Regions from separate parts of the Homo sapiens genome. Here region 1 is linked to region 2. A link is a loop called in an ENCODE intact Hi-C map of the cell type or tissue named here. Cell type or tissue: PC-3. All regions are shown on one strand.

The links. Peaks named below come from ENCODE experiments on the same cell type or tissue, not always from the same donor. Only the 100,000 strongest peaks of a DNase experiment are listed, where the experiment ranks them.
Region 1: a loop joins it to region 2, with 4 times the contacts of the local background. A loop is called at or near these places in 2 of 110 quality-filtered maps.

Annotation. Positions count from the first base shown.
Region 1 is chr5:103,742,749-103,746,748 of GRCh38, forward strand. The region is part of intron 2 of LOC105379107 (a long non-coding RNA gene); the gene reads left to right. Among named protein-coding and RNA genes, the nearest start is that of NUDT12, 180 kb to the left of the region's middle. In PC-3, no CTCF peak of the experiment used is centred here; a DNase peak (open chromatin) is centred at 1,653; H3K4me3 peaks cover 639 bases; H3K27ac peaks cover 1,054 bases.
Region 2 is chr5:103,613,080-103,617,079 of GRCh38, forward strand. All of the region lies in intron 1 of LOC105379107 (a long non-coding RNA gene), which reads left to right. Among named protein-coding and RNA genes, the nearest start is that of NUDT12, 52 kb to the left of the region's middle. In PC-3, no CTCF peak of the experiment used is centred here; no DNase peak of the experiment used is centred here.

The sequences.
Region 1 (4,000 bases), 130 kb after region 2:
CACCACTGACATCAGCTCAGAGAAAACTAGTTCTCCACAATCAGGTAAAAATTTGCTGAACAATGCCTATTCTACAAGCAGATTGCAGTAAAAGATGACACACAGAAGAATTAAAGTAGCTGTTAATTTTAGATTCTTGCTAGTTTTAGTTACAAGAAAGAATTTAATTAACTTCAGTTTGGGTAGATAGCAGAATAGAACATCTGCTTTCTTAATCTAGAGGGAGTTAAAATCAAAGTTTTGAGCCGTTAAAATAGAAGGGTTGGGAATTCTGATTGAACTTTATGGCAGATGAACAAGTGCCAAAATATTACTTTCCTAAAGCTGCCTAGATGACTAGCTTGAGTTGTTTTGGACTGTTTTAACAGCAGAGTGGGTTTGTTATTAATCAGGTGAAACCCTAAACTCATCTTTATTTATAAATTCTATGCTATTTAAATTTATGTAGTAACCTTCTAAGAGAGAAGATTTGAGAAAGTTAAGTTTAGTAACTTAGATGAGCAAGTATATTTACTCACTGAGGTGAACTTTTCATCAATTTCTGTTAAATGGCAATGTGATTGGGATCCAAGAAAATGAATCTCGTTTACCACTCACATTCTCTTACTAATTGAAGTCAAATGAGTAAGAGTCATGCATTTACATTTGGTGCTCTGATGTGTATAGTTCTCTGGTTTGATTTCTAATCCACAAAACTCATTGATGTGGCAATATGATGCACTGGGAGCTTAGCTAGGTAACAAAAACGGTGCACAATGCATAAGACACTCCTCTGAAATCCAGTTCAATGAAAGATAGTGTTTAAGGCTCCCTGAATGAATTACAGCATGGTAAGATACTGCTATAAAAGCAGCAAAACCATTAACATAGACAGTAGAGATGCTAGGCTGGAATGCTTTTATATGCCAATTTAATGTTTGCGATTATGCTGCACAGATTCAGTCCTTCATAAAACCATTTCTATGGTAACAGGGAAATGTAGAAAGCCCATAACATATAACTAGGACTTTCTAAAATTCTGACTAGTCTAAAGAATATGTTATCTTCTTTTAATGCACAAATTTCAGAAATTGAAAATTACTGAATAACACATGAAGTAGAAGATCTGACATCTTACAGTTAAGCCTCCTGAAAGCCTTATTTGATAGCTTATTAAATGCATCTGGTATATTTAAAAGTAAGACTAGAGAGTGAAAAAAGAGTTGAATCTGTAAAATGCTTTAGTCCAAATAAGCTTTCAGCACTTTGGTGATAGTAAGGAAATGTAGCCAATCTTCCTGCTGGAATTTACTGTTAGGATCTTTTACAGTTTCTGAATGGGATATTGTGAAGATGCAGCACAGAGATTTCAGGAACAAATAATCAGACAGAAGATAACCCACGGAAACTTTTAATAATCTGGTTGCCTTGTAAATGCTTTCTTCAGAAATTAACTTTGGGGACTTTGGCATTTATTTTCTCATAACAAGGGTGAATCGATTATTGAACGGTTGAAAGCACACAATACATATTGAGCTGTTCATGCGTAGCTGCTTTCTCCCAGCAGGCACCTTGCTGCCTGCAACATATTTTTAAATAGGATTACTACTCATTAAATTACAATGACCTGGAGCACTGGCCAAATAAAATAAAAAATTGCCTTGACTCATTGTGGTTTGAAGCATTGCCATGGCCTCTCGGTGGCTTGCTTTCCCTAGTGGAAGTTGATCTGAAGGATATACATGAATGACTGCTTCAATGGCTAAAATTTAGTCAAGCAAACCCCCAAATTTTGTAACTATAACTGAAACTTAAACATGGCCAGAGTTTTATATCATAATTACATTTTGAAGGAGTCCTTATTAAACAATATATATTTTTAGTCAAAATGGCTTATATTTTGTGTAGCAATCTGTGGGCTACTCATCCAAAAGATTACACTTTAAATTAATTAAATGTTGCAATGCTGATGTGTACACAAACCTGTATTCTTTCTATGAAAATAGACCATGTTTTTTAATTATACTATATAAAGCAATCTTTTATAAATCCATGAGAATACCTGTGTGCCTGAGGTGGGAGGATCACTTAAGGCCAGGAGTTCGAGATGAGCCTGAGCCATAGAGCAAGACCCCGTCTTTACAAAAAATAATTTAAAAATTAGTCAGGTGTTTTGGTGCATGCCTGTAGACCTAGCTATTCAGAAGGCTGAAGGTCACTTGAGCTCAGGAGATAGAGGCTTCAGAGAGCTATTGTCTTGCCATTGGACTCCAGCCTGGGTGACAAAGCAAGATCCTGTCTCAAAAAACAAATCAAATTGTCTAAAAAAAATTAGTCAAATCAATCAGCAGGAACAAAGGAACCGTCTCCCTTGATTTCAGTAGCTAAGGGGAATTTTTTTCTTTTTTCTTTTTGTTTGTTTGTTTAAGGCAGATAAAGAATATAGGCAATTACCTTAAGAATTCTCAGAGTATATAAAACGTATATGAATTAAATGACTGTAGGAAAGTAGGAAGAAGTATAATGTGAACATACTAACATTTTCCCAAAAGTTATATATTATTCATGTTGTCATTCTTGACAGCTGGAAAGAAAGATTATATGAAGACTTGTTATTCTCTTCCTGTCTGTACATTATTATGCCATGATTTAACCTACATTTCCATTTCACAGTCTATCTCATAATTTCTCCCTTCCTAATCTATTTACTGATACATGGACACTTGGTATGTGTATCAAATATTTATCTGAGAAATTCAGGGCCCAAGTTATGATACAAATTTGGGGGAGCCCTATGTCCCTATTCAGATGTCTTGTAACTTGACATCTGTCAGCCTCCCCATTATACACTTTCACTCATTGTGGATTTGTTATTAGTAGAAAGATCATGTAATCTCATTAATTCTGACAACCTGGAGCCAAGTCACAAAAGCTCCTGTGATACAGTGTCAGGACCGTAAGGTTAATCACAAGGTCTAAATTTGCTTTCCTTTGGGAATCATGTAATCTAACTTTTGTTTTCACTTCCAGTACCATGTTTAGTTCCAGGTCTTCTGTCTCTCAGACATTCCAATTATTGCTAAATATCTTCATTCTGGTATGATTCTGACTTCCATATGTCTAATTGAACTATTGCAACAGTTTAGAAACTGAGACTTCCTAACACTTCAGTTAAGCCCTTGGGGCTCAGGGATTGAATAGCTACCAGTTTAGAGTTCCTTAATACCGCATTAGTGACCTTTCTACTGAGGCATGATCTCAGTATTTCCATGTTGTCTCTGTATCCATACTATTTCTCTACACTCAGAATGAACCTCACTTTCCTCTGGAGTGTTAAATAGAACCTTTTGCAACCATCTGATCATCCTATGAAAAGTGGCAACTTCTCCCTCTAGTTGTTTCGGGTATTCCCTGCCAAGTTTCTTTGCTTAGATTTCCTCCATGGCACTTATTTGACATATTATACATTTAATTGTATATTTATTGTTGGTTTCCTTCCAGTTGAATGTAAGCTTCTTTAGGGCAGGGACTTTGTGTACTGCTGTTTCTCCCGTGCCCAGAATATCATCTGATTTAAGTGCTAAGTAAATATTAGTTGAGTGACTGACTAAATAAGTAAAAGGCAGAGTTTTGAGGACTAAGAATCTCAATTTCATCGCAATCTCATGTGTGCTGAGACTAGGAACATTTATTGACAGTGAGATTGCCTCAACTGTAATTCATGGGTCTTCAAGGAAGAATATAAAAACGAGAGACCAAGCTGGGTCCCTGGGATTTACAAAAATGCTGACAATTATTTTAGCTTACACAGTTTCACACTTGTACTCATTGGCCCATTCTGATAATTTATACCTTAATAAATGGATGTTGTCTGTCTCCCAGAGAAAGACAAAAAAGTGGAAGATGAAACTGATTTTCCAAATCAGTTTCCTTTGGATGTAGTCCTTTGGAGAGCAATGATAACTAATATTAATGGATAAGAGTCTATGTAACAGCTTTGCCTTATTACTGGTTCTGAACT
Region 2 (4,000 bases):
AGATTAAATGCCTTTCTCATTATTTATCACCCAACCTACTATTATACTGGAACAAGATATTAGCAGTTGGGGAAAATAAAACCACTGGCTGTTTGACAAAGACAAATTCCTATACAAGGACTTGTAGGTCAGAATGAACTTCATCCCTAATCTCACTTCTAATTGATTCATAAGTGGGATGGGCTTTTTATTCATATTGCAGTGTAACAACTCTGATAGGGATGATGGCAGCCAGAGCTTTGAAACATTGTGCTATAGTTCATCACTCTGATTTCAACTTTCCAAAATTATTTCCCTTTCTACTACTGGAAATGTTTTACTTTAAACAAAAACTTTGAGTTCCCGGCAGGTTTCATACACATTGATTTGGTAATCCATACAATGAGTGCATGATTTTAAATTGTGTTCATTACTGCAGCCTGTATTCTCAGCAACTAGATAGGTGGTCGCCAAGAAAGCTAGCCACTAAAAGTGGCTGACTCAGAACAACTCAAATTGCATATCACTTTGAGATACTGGTAGCACGTTAAAAAGCATTGTTCTTATCAGTTCCTACGAGCTAAAAAATCTATGTGTTTTTTGTTTGTTTGTTTGTTTGGGGTATATTTTTTAAATGAGAAAGTATTTGGAAAAAGAAATGAAACCACAGAGATCAACCCTGGTTTTCTTTAAGTAAAATGAATGTCCTGTTATAGAGAAGGAATATTTCAATCTTGTTGAAGAGGTAAATGAGAAACGATGTTTCACTGTCAAGGTGTATCTTGCACATTTGATGGAAAATTACTGAAGAGAAGCAGTTACATTTCAGCATCTCAAACCCGTTAGGAAGTGAGAGCAGTTTCTCTCTGTGGAATTGTTACTGTGAGAAACAGGCTAGCTTGTAACACTGGGGTGCTTGATTTCAAGCCCAAGTTTATATTGGGCCTTCAACAAGGTGTGGAACTGTAATAGGATGTGGTGGTTTGATATAAGGTAGTTTATAAGTCTGATCCTTAAAAGCTCATGACATTCTGCTGAGAATTTTCTGCTCTGATTTTTCTCAGGTAAAAAATGTAAGGGGGTCATTGTCAGACACTCCAAGTTGTTAAACAAATATGAAGCAATTACTACTTTATGGGCACATTTTCTGAGTGTCTCTGCTATGGTATATCTTTGGCAAGCTTCAATTGCTGGAAAAAAAATCATAGATATACTGATACCCATGATAACTTCAGAATAGTATAAACCATCTTTAATTATCTTAGAGTACAGCTGTCCTACTCATGTTGTTTTCAGAAATGAGATAGGAATAAGACCAATTATAATAAGACCCAAGGCTCCTGGGATTTTCTTTTCACTGGGTAAGATTTCTGGAAAATCCTAATTTATCTGATTTAATGTCTGTGAGAAAGTAATTTCCAGCCTACAACTAGTTCTCATACAGATATTTTTGTTGCCTTACAAAATTCTGTGTTTCACAGTCTCTAATTACTGTTTTACTGACATGCAAATAAAGATCTATAGTGATCACATTTGTCCCAGGCATGCTTGCTTTGGCAGACCCCACTTATCATATTAAACAGATTCTAATTCTAATGCAAATATTTGAATCATCACATTAAATATATTTTTGATAAAAAATTTTAAGATAATTTTACTTTAATGGAATTAGTTATTTCTTTTGCCCTGGAGATTTAAATTTTATTATGTTTGTATGTGAATTGAGTCACAGGTGACATAACATTTTTGCAGCTATTACTCAAATATCTCATTAATTTTTAAATTTTGTAGCCACTGATATATAATTATTTTCAGGCCCTTGGAAAGCTCAAAGAGTCTCTTGTCTGTGTCTGTAATACCTAATGTAAAAAATGATCCTAGTTGTGCAAAGCTAGTCTAAACTATTGATATTCTATGCAAAGATGTAAGACAGCCACTGCAATGGTAGTTTCATGGTTCTTATAGAAAAATTGATAAGTGTTTGCTTCCACTTTTGTCAGAAGTAATGTTGAAATCCTTAGGCCACTTGAGACAAAATGTTGTCACCTTGAGGATAGTGTAACTGACAGGATCAGTGTTGAAAATCCTATGTGAAATTGCTACTTAATATGGAACAAGTATCATTTTGATACCAGCTTTCAATCTAATAGATAAAATGATCATTGGTTAATCATGCACACACACACATTGTTTAATCACACACACACACACACACACACACACTTATGTATATATAACCTATTCAAGCTAATTATATTATATACCCCTTTATAAACAGGAGACAGAAGGCTTTGTTATCCCCACCTTACCACACCGTAGACACAGCAGATTAAAAAAAGAAAATAAAAGGTTAAACCTTGTGGATCAAAGATGAGGCAGGCGATATAAAATGGATTAAAGTTAAAATGAAGATAAATTGCTGAAAGCAAACAAAGACATGAGAAAATGCAAAAAGCTTTCAAGGTTAAATAGAGTGATAATCTCAAAAGCCAAATGAATTTAAAAGTTCTTTTCGGTTTTATCACAAACTTTCACAAATAAGACCTTAAAGAGATACCTGGGTAAATATGATGAGCTGCTGCAATAGTTCACCACAGGAATACCATATCTATCATCTAATTACTTTTTTCTTGCAATTTTTCCTCTATTTAAAACAAAAAAAAAGATCCCTCAGTTCGAGACCATTTTAATGAATTATTGATATTTGGGTCATGTCAATACAATGCATATTTAATTTTAATTTTAATCATTGGCTGTATCAAATGTAGATGCCATTTATTAATTTGAGAAAGAATAAGTTGTCTAAAAGTGGCTAACACCCTAGTATAGAGTTCTGTGCAAATATGGCTGGGTTTTGTGTTTAATGTCTACATAGAACTACTAGTTTTCTTGTGGCATTAGCTAGAAATTTTCTCCTTTACCTGTTATTTTGTACAGTTTCTGATGGCTTTTGGGTGACTCGTGGCTTGGTCCCTCAGTGGCTTACCAGCCAGCAGTCCTTTGTTTTGTATCTTAGATTATTTGATGGATTATCAAGGTAGTGCCCAACTGTATTAGAAAGAAGAGCTATAAGCAAAATTATGGTGAGCCTCTTAAAACCCATAAAATGAGTGAAAAGACTTTTGATCACATGTAATATTTAGGAAATATCCTGGTAAAATTTTAGTTGTGTAAGAAATGACAAGTGCATATACTACATCAAGCCTTGGCTACTGACTCATATTTTATGTTGGTGTTGAGTATTTCTGGTTTTCAACAATGCTGAATTTGATTTTTTTAAAAATAGGATAATTGGGAAGGGGATTATAATAAAACTTAATTTAACTACTAAAACTTTGAAAGGTCACAAAGCTCTTCCTGTGGTTTCAAAGAGAAAGTATGAATTGTGCTGGCATTATTTGATTTTTTAATAGAAAAATTACTATGGGAATTTTATAGTTTAATGATATTGTGGATTAGAAAAATATTGTAACCCAAATTAGAGTTTGTGGAAACCAGAATGAATAATTTAGTTATTCTGGAGCTGAGAACATGAATCTTGTTTCCAAATGGAATGTGGAGTTACTAACATGGAGAATAAAGGAAAATAATTCATGTTAAAATGATTGTTAAAGTTCAGGACAGTAGATGTTCAAGAAAGACAGGCCTTTTTAGTCATCTCTTTATTTGTGAGAAATGACTAAACTCTTTTACCTAATTAAGGTAAAAACTCAAATCTAAAAGAGATATGAATATATATGGGGCCACCCATTTTTTAAAATATGGGAATTAGGCCAGAAAGTTGTTAGGTAATAGTGACTGCTAGCCTGTGGTGGAGCTGGGAAACAATTTCTAGACAATCAGACTAGTCCTGCTCTGAGAAAAAACACAATATAGATTTAGCATGGGTGATGTGGGGAAAGGGAATGATCAGAGAAGGTTGTAGATGATAAGAGTGATACTGAACTCTTATTCTGGATCAGTTAGAAGTGGCAGGGTTTGCATTTAGGAAATTTCAGATAATTTAGAACAGTCTTTCAAA